2 separate regions of the Homo sapiens genome follow, and region 2 is linked to region 1. Evidence: chromatin contacts called from ENCODE Hi-C data. All regions are on one chromosome and are shown on one strand. Each heading gives the region's core, a stretch centred on a gene start or an enhancer-like site at or near the end of the contact. The rest is flanking DNA. Distances are from core to core; before and after follow the strand shown. Region 1 holds the start of SPIN4 (spindlin family member 4). Region 2 holds the start of ZC4H2 (zinc finger C4H2-type containing).

Region 1 (5,910 bases), core at 502-3,001:
GCCCTGTGGGTCATCTTCTTCTTTCATGTGTCAACTGCTCTTCTGAGCAAAAAGTGCTTGGTGTATCTTGGTCTGGGGAATTATTTGGAAGACATTATTTGTGGAACATAATGGCATAACATTTACATACGTTCACCTTCTGACTTTGAGTATGAATGTGTAGGTTGTGTATATGTGTGAATATATATACACCACGATGTCATTCTAAGTGTTTGGAAATAACTGTTCATACATGTAGTTTACCTTCTTCCTTGGAATTACTATCTTGTAATATGGCATTAAAGAATTATCCCATCTCTGAAGTCCTTTGCCTGGGAAACATGGTGAACTGGAGGATCCTTACACATTCTGTGTGACCAGCTATTAAACAGAATGAGGACTAGGTCTCTCTGTCACTGACTTGGAAGGTAATGAAATGTTCAGGCAACCAGTATTGACACCTTGCAGCTTTTGCCCCGGTTTTGTTTCCAGGTGAATTAATTGCCTTTTTTACTCATGATTATATGACGCTTTCTCTTTTCACCAGTGAAGAGTAGAGGAATGAAAATGAGAACCCTAGACTCTTCTGGATTTTAATGTCATCTTGTAAGTGGGATATAGTGTTAAAAGCTTTACAGACATTCTCATTTAATCCTCATAGCAGCTCTGTGACTTAAGGTAAGTGAAATTATGGACACTTTCTTTTCTTGCAGGTTTTCGATATAAGCATGCAGCACTTTTATAATCAGAAAAACAGCAAATATATACACAAAAAATCCCTTCTTTCTCTCTCTACAAAATTAAGACCACAATATTGTTTCAATATTTTGCTTTTTCATTGTACTCATCTCATGTGCAGCTCTCCATGTCATTAAATCTTCTTTTAAAAAATGGTTTAGACAATAAATCCATTTATGAAGGTAAAATGTTTTTATTTATACTTATGTTATAGATCATGTAGGATAAATAGTGGACTATCAAAAGGAATATTACAAATATTTAATATTACTATTAAAAATCATGTTTTCAGAGTATTTAACAATCTTGGAAAATGTTCATGATATACATGAAAAACACAAGTTATAAAAGTATGAAATATGCTCCCAATTTTATAAAATATAAGTACAGGTTTATTAATAGGAGAGAAAACAGTATTGTTAACATTTTGGTGCAGTCTGGATGGTAAAATTAATGGTAGTTTCGTCTTTTATTTCACTGAATTTTAGAAGATCTCCACAATGTCAGTACATGACCTTTACATTCTGACAAAAAAAAAAAAAATAAAAATAATTACTAGAAATGATCAGGTAGAAAATATAAAACAGATTTTGGATTAAGATGGTGGTCTGTAAATTGTACACAGGGTTTTTATTCTCATCTTAAATATCTTAAACTGAAAGAAAATAATTTGTATGCACAAACTCTTTCTGGGTGTGCGTGTGTTTTACATTTTTTTTTTTTTTAAGTGAGGAATTCCTGGAAGACAGAAAGCAGATGGAGCCACTGTGTAGGAGGCTGGCGGGCAGCAGACCGCCAGAAAGGAGGAGGAGGGGAGTCGGCCTGTCTGGCTGGCGTTTGAGGGAAACGGTCGAGGGGCGGAGGAGGAAATGAAAGAGAGGGCGCGTGTGTCAATACAAACTGAACACGGGCACGCGCGCTGACCAGCCCGGCTGCCGCCCGCAGAGCGGAAGGCGGGATGGCTGGGGGCGGGGCCAAGGCTCAGGCGGGCTCAGAGGGGGCGGGTTCCCTGCGCCGCAAAGACCCGGTCGCCAGAGTGAAGCCAAGCCAGCTAGCGCTGCGAAGCCCAGGCCGCGCGGACTCCCCAGAGACTTGCCGCCGCCTGCGCCTTTGCCGCTGCAGCCATCCCTCTTACTCCTTGCCTTTCGTCCCCGTCGTCTCCTCTGCCGCCGTGCCGCAGCCGCACCAGCATCGACAACAGCTAAGTGGCCGATTCGGGGACTTGGGGTCGGGGTTGGGGCGGACGCAAGGCACGAACAGCACTCGCGAGCCCGCCATCTCTACGTCAGCCGCCACTGCTGCAGTAACCCTTCTAGGGCGAGAGAGGAAAGCACTGTGGAGAGGCACACGCTGTCCCAGTGCTCACGGTTAGAGTTCGAGCGTTTCTGCCAAAACCTTGGTGAGAGCCTTGCACTTGGAGAAGGGAGCACAGACCAGGTCTTTGAGATCGCAAAAAATATATATATCATATTGCATAGTGTTGACTTTTTGTCAGTTTAATCGACCAGGGCAGCAGCTTTCCCCAAGCCCTCTTAATCCCTGAGCTATGTCTCCTCCAACCGTGCCTCCGATGGGGGTAGATGGCGTGTCCGCATACCTGATGAAGAAAAGGCACACCCACAGGAAGCAACGGCGCAAGCCCACTTTCCTCACTCGTAGGAACATCGTGGGCTGCCGCATTCAACACGGCTGGAAGGAAGGCAACGAGCCAGTGGAGCAGTGGAAGGGTACTGTGCTCGAGCAGGTTTCCGTGAAGCCCACTCTTTACATCATTAAATATGATGGCAAAGATAGTGTGTATGGACTAGAACTGCACCGCGATAAGAGAGTTTTAGCGCTAGAGATCCTTCCTGAGAGAGTGCCAACTCCTCGTATCGATTCACGACTGGCAGATTCCCTGATTGGCAAGGCAGTGGAGCATGTGTTTGAAGGTGAACATGGTACCAAGGATGAATGGAAGGGTATGGTCCTGGCGCGAGCTCCTGTGATGGATACTTGGTTTTACATCACCTACGAGAAAGATCCTGTTCTCTATATGTACACGCTGCTTGATGACTACAAAGATGGTGACTTACGCATTATTCCAGATTCCAACTACTATTTCCCTACAGCAGAACAGGAGCCTGGAGAGGTGGTCGACAGTCTCGTGGGCAAGCAGGTGGAGCATGCCAAAGATGACGGGTCCAAGAGAACTGGCATTTTTATACATCAAGTGGTGGCGAAGCCATCTGTTTACTTCATTAAGTTTGATGATGATATTCACATTTATGTCTATGGTTTGGTGAAAACTCCTTAAATTCTTTGTGCTCTTTAGAGAAGTTGTGGATCTGTTAGATGTGAATTATTTTGTGTTCTCGTAGTTGTGAACGCAGAGAAGAGTTTAGGTGTCAGAAATTCAGGAAAGTGGATAAATTTTATTGTGCCAACAAATCTTACCTTGACTAGTTTCACAATTTTGCCTCAAGTGTACTTTGCTACTTTTGATATTGCCTTGTTCTGTAACTTAACAGTTAAATTGGGTGCTAATAGAAAATTAAAAAGTGTTTGCAACCATTGGAACAATGCAAAAATAGATTAAGAAAAATTAATGGTGTAAACCCACACCCCGTCCTTACCCCTTCCTTTCCTTACCTTGTTTCTTCCCAGAAAACAAGTGTTGAGGATGCGAAGTACATCCTTCCACCTATTTTCCCCATCTTCATGCAGAAAGTATGTTCTAGTAGTTTCTGTAAAAATGGCAAGCCACATGCTTTTCTCACTTGACATGTAGATGATATCTCTTCTTATCAGTAGCTTCAGTCTTTCTTGCTCTCTCTGGCTCTCTCTGGCCCTCACTCTTACTCTCTTGCACTCTTGCTCTCCCCCTCCCTCCCTTACTCTAACAGCTGAATACACAGTACTTGTTGATGTACCAAAAAGGCATTCAACCATTTCGTTATTGATCGTCTTTTATTTCCTTTTTTTATTTTTTTTCAAAATAACACTGCTGTAATACATACTGGTGCTTTTATTTATATAGGTTGGATTCCCAGAAATACTATGTAGGCATATGTTTCAGAAATATTACAAGATTACTATCCAAAATGAAAGCGCCCGTTCCAGCGTCCTCTCCAGCACTCTTTAATGCTTGAAAATATGAAAGGCTAAAAATTGCATTGTATTGCTTGTTAGTTTAATTGCCTTTTGTCTGAGTTCAAAGAGGTTTGTTGTTGTTGCTGTCCTTGTTTCTGTTTGGATTTTTCTCTGATTTGCCTGTTCTTACCCTTTGCTCATGTATCTATTGATGTTTTTCATTATAAATTTGTAGAAATTCTTACTACATAGTGCATATTAATCATTTGTAGCTCTAATGTGTTATGACGTTTTCATCTTGACTTTATTGATGATATATTTTCCTTTAAAATTTTTAAACTTTTTAGGTAGACCCTTATCTCTTTTATAGATTTTGGTTTCCTTTTTTTATCACATGGATGCCCCCACCCAAAGTCATACAAATATTCACCTACATTTTCTTCTAATAACTTTATTATTTTTAATGTTTAAATGTTTGATCCATCTGAAATTTATTTTTGTATATGGTGTAAGATGGGGATCCAGCTATAACATTTTGTTCACATTGGATACCTGATTGTGACATTTATTTAAAATGTTACCCATTTTCAAATTTCTGAGCCAATATCATGATTTAATTATAGTGGCTTCATCGTAAGTTTTAGAATCCGATAAAGCAAGTCCCACTTCATTAGTTTTTTTTTTCTTTATATAATATGTCCTAGACATTCATTTTTTCATGTGAAAAAATGAAATGCAGAATTTTAATAAAATTCTAATTATGATGGCTGACATCACAATTAAAATCCTGCATTTTTGTTTAGAGGGCTCTTTAATAATATTAAATCTTAGCACTCAAGAGTCTTCGTACATCATTGAAATCTTTTGGTCTTGTTATTGGAATATTCTTCACGTAAGTATATCATAGCTAACTGAATTTATTTCTAAGTATTTTTACAGTTTTATTTCATATTTTGACATTGTGAATTGGTTTTTTTCTTCTCATTTGTAATTAGCTATTTTTGACAATATAGACAACCTATAGATTTTTGTATTTTTATCTTCTGTCTAATGAGCTTATTTAATCATTGAAATTACAGTAGATTTTTAAGAATATAATATTTTGGGTTTTCTAGATATGAAATTATTTCACCTGAACATATAGATCATTTTATTTCCTCTTAATGTTTATACTGATTACTGTTACATTAGCTGGATTTTTCAAAACAATGTTGAAGAGTGATGACAGACGTGACTGTCTTGTTCTTAATTTTCATGGAAGTAAGAATGCAAAATATTAATAGGGAATAGTATTCCCTATTAGTATGACATTTACTTTTGGTTATTAGTAGGTAGTCATTAACATGTTTAAGAGTTTCCGCTATTCCTGTTTTATAGTGTTATTGCTAGAAGTGGTTCCTGAATTTTATAAAATGCCTTTTCAGCATCTATTGATAAAATTGTATGATTTTTTTTCTCTTTAATTTGTTGATGTAATGAATTAGAATGGTAGGCATTTGATGTGGAACCAAACTTGTATTTCTGGAACAAATACTACTTGGTCATTGTGAAATAATGATTTGCTACATGAGTGGATTTTATTTACCAGTATTTAATTTAGAATTATTGCATTTTCATTCCAAAGTAAAATTGTATTTTGTCCTTCTGATGCTATCTTTATCAAGTTTTGTTATTGAAGTTGTGCTAGCTTTAAAAAAATATGAATATGTGAGTTTTCAATTTTTTTCCTGTGGTCTGGAATAATTTAAATAGCATTAGAATTATTTGTTTGTTAAAAGTTAGCTAGGACAAAGTGTAAAACAATCTAATCCTGATGACACTTTTAATAGTAGATTTTTAATCAGCTTTGTGATTTCTTTAATAGTTATTGGTTTATTCAGGCTTTTTATTAAAAAGGTATATACATTCTCTGTGACATACAAAGTTAAAAGTTCTCTATTATTGCTGATTGTACTGGTTGTTGCTTGTTGACTGTACTATTCAGATGGCTTTATGCTTTTGTGTATTTTATGTCACCTAGATCTAATTCTGAAAACATTGTAATAAAATAATTAGCTATAATGGTATTTTCAATTATCTTTGTATTTTATTTATCAAAATTAAATCAAAATATAGGAAAGT
Region 2 (5,984 bases), core at 1,256-3,755, 1.6 Mb before region 1:
GGATTCTTAAGGTGAAGGGGACAATGGAAAAAGAGAGAGACATTAAATTTAAAATCTCAAAGGCTGTTCATAAATTGCTTCCCACACATCCCATACAAACCCTCCGCTTCTCCCCAAGCCAGCATTAATGCATTATAAACCACTTTATGTTTGACATAGATACATACACTCGGGACCCCATTGTAGTTTTGGTTGCTATATATATATATTTTTTTTTTCCAGACACACTCTCTTCATTAATCTGCAAGTAACTTGGTCCAAACTGGGCACAGGCTCTAGCTTTATAACTTATTGTGTGGACATGGCAAAACAACTTTCCCTATCTGAGTCAGTTTTCTTCCTTCTAAAAGGGGATGAATCTACTTGCCCCCTTCATAGTGGTTGTGAGGATGAAATGATAGATTGTACATATCAGACTCAGCACAGTAGCCAGTACATGTCAGGCACTTAACGCAGGCTTGTTGCTTACCTCCTCCCCTTACGGGACAGAGCTGGGGCCAGTTCTTGGCTCTGGATCCACAGGCTTTGTGACTAACCAACTCAATGTTCTTTAAATACCAACTAGTGGCTGTACAAGATAGCAACCTTCAAGACAATAGGAAAATGTAGACACCAGGGAGAATTTTATGGTTAAGAAAGTTATTACATCTTGGATCCAAAGAAGAGAAGGGCTTTAATTTCTTCCCTGGAGAATGCTTAAAATCACTGTGGACATCCAGAATGACATGAGATTCATGTTCCACAAACTTCTCAAGCTCCTACAAAATACCAAGCCCTGTATTCAGCATGATCATGGGAATGATCTCATAGAGGCCTCCCAACAAGCCTCTGAGGTGGGCTCACTAGGTACATTTTTCAGATGAGGAAACTGAAGCTCAATAAAAGAAAGCACAAACTCAGAGAGAGTTCTGACTCACTTTTAGTTGGGAGTGAGTCACCATCTTCCTTTTGCCCAACGTCCAGCTCTCTAGGCCTGTTTGTGCACGCTGAGTAACTGCCTCTTACCTGGTCTCATGTCCTCTAATCATTCTCCACTTTGCTTCCAGAGTCCCTCTCTAAAATATTCCTCCATCCTTATCACTACCGTGCTTTGAAACATAAAATAATTAAACATTACTTGGTGCAGAATAAGCACTTAAAAAATGTTTATTAGGGCCAGGCGCAGTGGCTCATGCCTGTAATCCCAGCACTTTTGGGAGGCTGAGGCGGGTGGATTGCTTGAGCTCAGGAGTTCAAGACCAGTCTGGCCAACATGATGAAACTCCATCTCTACTAAGAAATACAAAAATTAGCCGGGCATGGTGGGTGGGCGCCTGTAATCCCAGTTACTCGGGAGGCTGAGGCAGTAGAATTGCTTGAACCCAGGAGAAGGAGGTTGCAGTGGGCCGAGATCTGTGCCATTACACGCCAGCTTGGGCGACAGAGTGAGACTGTCTCATAAATAAATAAATTAATTAATTTAAAAGTTTATTAGATAAATGTCTGCCTACAGGATTAAGTCCAAACCCTTTAGTCTGACATTTAACGTATTTCATAGTCTGGTTCCTACCTGCCTTTTCTAAATACTACATCTCCCATTTCTTTTTTCCACCTCTACACCTCATATAAGAAACCTATATTTCAGGCACTCTGAACCACTCATCCTTTCCTTTCTCTCTCTATTGTATCCTCACCTGGAGAGCCCATTCTCCTCTATGGTCTGACAAATTCTTAGTCACTCTTGAGACCTATTTACATCTTCTCTGCACAGGTTACACCTTATCTATTCCTGTATTTTGACACCACACTGTACTGTAATTAATAGGTAAATTTTCAGCCTCTTCTGTTCCTCAAAGGCAAGGATTTGCTTTTATTTATCTGCCTTGCCCGGTGACTCCTACAGTACTTCTTCCATTGACTGGCAAAGTCCGAGCTTAAGTAATTGTTTGTTGAATGGGTAAGTAGCTGGAAGTACTTACCCACTCTCCTTTCCCCCAGCTTTTGCAGCATCTCCCTCCTCCCATCCTCCTCTTCCCCACCCCCGCCCCACCCTAAATTGAATGCCAAAGTTACTGGTCCCCAGGCAGCAGCTAGCACATTCAACGTCTCCAAAGCTACTTTCCCTGCAGGGTTTCTTTCCATCCCCAAGGCGTAATTAGCGACTACCGCTAATCTTTTGCGGGTGGGTAGGTGCGAGGGCCCCCGAAGGGAGCGAATGGGTATGTCTCTCATCTCTCCAATTGCCTTCAGGAATATTTTTTTCTCCATTTTCCCACACACGGGCCAGACGAATATCCCCATTCCTTTGCACTCTTCACAACCTTTGACATAATTATCTATAACAAATTGATTTAAAGTGCGGCTGCAGGAAGGGAAACAGGCATGTCTCGCTTGGCCTTCTGGGAGTTGTAGTCCTACAGGCCCCCGGGCTTCCTGGCTGGCCCTGAAGCTCCGGACTACAGCTCCCAGGCCTCTCCAAGCCCCTACCGCACAGGCTCATAGCCCCAAGCCCGGAGGAGGTGGCTACATTGTGTCTATTGTATCCCTTGGCTGGTGTATTTGTACATCTCTCGGGACGTGAAATTGACAGTGAAAAGTATGGCAGATGAGCAAGAAATCATGTGCAAATTGGAAAGCATTAAAGAGATCAGGTAAGTGGCACGTTGTCCCCCTCCCCGCCCCTCTCCAACCCTTCGTTGCGGGAGAGGGCTAATTATCTATTGTTGGGCTGTTTGTCTAGAGGAGCTGGAAAGGGGCCCATTCACCACAGACTTGCCGGAGAGGTGAGGATGGGAGGGGCGCTGAGGAGAGTTGAGAGAGAGAGAGACCTCTTGCCAGATGTGGCTGAGAAAGCAAAGATGAAGAAACACGGGTTTGGTACCAAGACAGTTTTATTCTTCTCGAGGTGGAGGTCAGGGCTCTGCATTCATGGACACGTTTTTTAAAAGTACTTGTGTGCCCCAAGGTGTCTTTGGCTCCTTGCTCTTTAGGAGTCGGGATTTTTTTCCAGTCTCTTGTTCAACTTCAGAACCTGGAGTTCGGGAAAGGCTTTTGAGAGCCAAGTCTAGCGCATCGGGGCTGGTGGCTGCTGCCAGGGGCTGCCAACTGGGGGTTGCAGAGGAATCTCAGCGGGCGGAGCTGGGAGAATGGCGCGCGCTCGTTTTCCTTTCACTCACTCGCCACTTTCTTCCTTCCTATCCCGCGCTTGGGAGGGGGATGGGAGCAATGGGGACTGGGGACGCGGTCGCTGCGCTGATGGTGGGATCGCGACAGCTGCTCTGAGGAGCTGGAGGTGACAGGCGGGCTGGCAAAGTGGGAGTTGCCGAAGTGGAGTCCGCTACACGGTTGCTCCTGGAGCAGCTTTTGGCAAAGCGATGATATTGTCCTTGCTCAGAACACAATAGCGCCAGGCGGGCTGTGTGGGCTGGCACAAGGTCTTTCTTCACCTCGCCTTCTCAGCGTGAGCCCCTGCTTTGGCTTTTGCTCTCACTCTGAGAGTGGCCTGGGTCAAGCTCTCTCCCTGGAGTGTTTTCTGAGAACCCAAGGTGGAAGATGTCAAGTGTGTTTCTTTAAGAAATAAGACTTTGATCATGAGATTTAACCCTTAGAGTGCTGGATGAGACCTACACATGGTGATTAGTGGTGGTAGGTAAAGCACCTTGGTTTCTTCTTCTTCTTGAGGGGTTGCATCTCTCTTTCTACAGGAGAGGTAAAGGAAGGGAACTATCATTTATTGAGTCCCTTCCCGCCCCTGTGTGCCAGGCCCTTTGACCTACTTTTGCTCATTCAGCAAGAGTCCTGTGAGCTTCCTACTCCTCCTTTACAGCTGGGGAAATAGAGGCCCAGAGAATTTGAGTGATTTTCCCACAGCCACGCAGCTTGAAATTGCCACATTTTGTTGGTCTGCCTGCAAAGGTATTCCTTTTCCCACTATGTCCCAGGTAAAGTCTGGAAAGGAGAAGGGAATATGTTGCAATTTTTTTTTTTTTTTTTTTTTTTTTTGGCAAAAGCATCAGAAGCTAGCTAGAAAGTGAGACACCTTAGTACAGTAGAATGCCAGCTGTCATAACGATGCAGCTAGTCAGAAGCTTAGGCTTGCAAATGGAGAGCCTAGACTTCCACTCTCACCAAGCTTCAAAGGAACCACCACCCCATGCCCAGAGAAGGACCAGTTGTGAGCAAGGACTTTAATCCCCAGTGAAAATAGACCTCTCCCAGTGAAGACCATATGGAGAACCATGACTTCTACCCTTACCAGTGGTAACTAGGAGTTTCTACCTCAACCAGCTAGGATGGAATCAGCATAGGCCCAGAGAGAAGGCCAAACTTTCACCTCTAAACAGCAGTAACAAACAGCCCTTCTCCAAACTGGATGTCAAGAGACAGTGGAGAAACTGGACTTCTACTGTCCCTCTTCCATCCAAGAGAGTGGTAGAGGACTGCTAAAACAAAAGATTTAAATAAGATCCAGAGTATCCAACTTTTAATCAAAAATCACTTTCCATACTAAGATATCCACTTGAATGAGAAGAGAAAATAAACAGATGCCAATACTGAGATAACACCCATGTTAGAATTATCTGATAAGGATCTTAAAGCACCTGTCCTAAAAACATTTCAGTGAGCAGTTACAATACACTTGAAACAAATGATAATGTAGAAAATCTCAGAAAATGAATAGAAAGTCTCAACAAAGAAATATAAAACATAAAGAAGAACAAAGTGACATTTTTAGAACTGAAAAATACAGTAACATAAAAACCCCAAAAAACTCAATGGATAGGTTCAACAGTAAGGTGGAGAAGAGAGAGGGAAAAAATAGCTTACAAATATAAAACAATAGAAATCACTGTGGCACTATAACAAAAGCTTTAACATTTATGCCAACAAATTCCCAGGAGAAAGAGGGCAGGATTGGAAAAGTATTGGGAAAAATAATGACTAAAATCTTCCCAAATTGTGCAAAAGACATAAACATTTAGATTCAAGAAGAGGAGCAAACACCAACATAATTGACACAAAGAAACACACTCCAAAACACATTGTAATCAACCTTCTGAAAATGAAAGAAAAAGGAAACTTCTTCAAAACAGCTGAAGAGAAACAAAAGCTACAAAGGAAAAAAAAAATTAGAATGACAGATTTATCATCAGAAACTGACGATGCCCTAGCATTTTGTAAGTGCTGAAGGAAAAGAAGTGACAACCCATAAATCTATGTCCAATAATAATATCCTTCAGTATTGAATGGGTAATCAAGACATTCTCCAATGAAGAAATACTAAGGAATTTAGATATACCCTAAAAAAAGATGATAGTAAGCTCTGAAAACAGAAAAGAAACAATAAACAGTAAGCAAAAGCATGGTTAATGCAGTAGACTTTCTCTTTCCTCTTGAAATTTCTTGTATTTTGATAATTGAAGCTAAATTTATACTGTTATCTAGTGTGGTCTCAGCATATGTAGAGGAAATATTTAACACATTTATATTGTAAACTGGGGAATGTAAAGGGGATTGTAAATGTAAAGAGATGTAAAGGGGAGGACATGCTTCTACACTTCATTCAAGCATGTAAAGTGGTAATGTCAGAAGACTATTAAATAAATTATGTATACATAATATATTACTGAGAGAAAACACTGAAAATGCTATACAAAGAAATGTACTCAAAACATTATAAATAAATCAATATGAATTTTTAAAAAATGCTCCAGTCACCCACAGGCAGGCAGGGCAAAGAAAATGGAGAAACTAAAATTACGGAGAATGAACAGAAAAAAAAATAAAAAGGCAGACTTAGCCTTCATGTATCAATAATTATGTTCACAACAAATAGTCTAAATACCTTGCAAACATTAATCAAAATAAAGCAGGAATGGCCATCTTAATATCAAATAAAACAGACTTCAGAGCAAAGAAAATTCCTAGAGATGGATATTACATAATGAAAAATAGTCAATCTACCAAGAAGACATAACAATTCCAAATGTGTGTGTTCCAAAAGT

What was found. Hi-C counts contacts between places; a loop is a spot of excess contacts on that map. Pooled maps may share reads with other maps.
Region 2: a map with no recorded cell type shows a loop between it and region 1 (20-fold over the local background). The contact joins the promoter of ZC4H2 here to the promoter of SPIN4 in region 1. A Hi-C loop is called at or near these places in 4 of 37 single-sample maps with no recorded cell type and 10 of 50 pooled maps.

The regions. Positions count from the first base shown.
Region 1 is chrX:63,347,173-63,353,082 of GRCh38, reverse strand. SPIN4 (spindlin family member 4) reads left to right here and starts at 1,751. Exons shown (of 1, transcript NM_001012968.3): 1 at 1,751-5,855. The coding sequence starts at 2,264. The coding sequence ends at 3,013. SPIN4-AS1 (SPIN4 antisense RNA 1) reads right to left here. Exons shown (of 3, transcript NR_046739.1): 2 at 3,349-3,443; 3 at 895-1,241. RefSeq lists a silencer at 1,533-1,762 and enhancers at 1,963-2,012, 2,283-2,332, 2,433-2,562.
Region 2 is chrX:64,972,971-64,978,954 of GRCh38, reverse strand. It overlaps ZC4H2 (zinc finger C4H2-type containing), which reads left to right and starts at 2,505. Exons shown (of 5, transcript NM_018684.4): 1 at 2,505-2,630. The coding sequence starts at 2,578. RefSeq lists an enhancer at 2,442-2,985.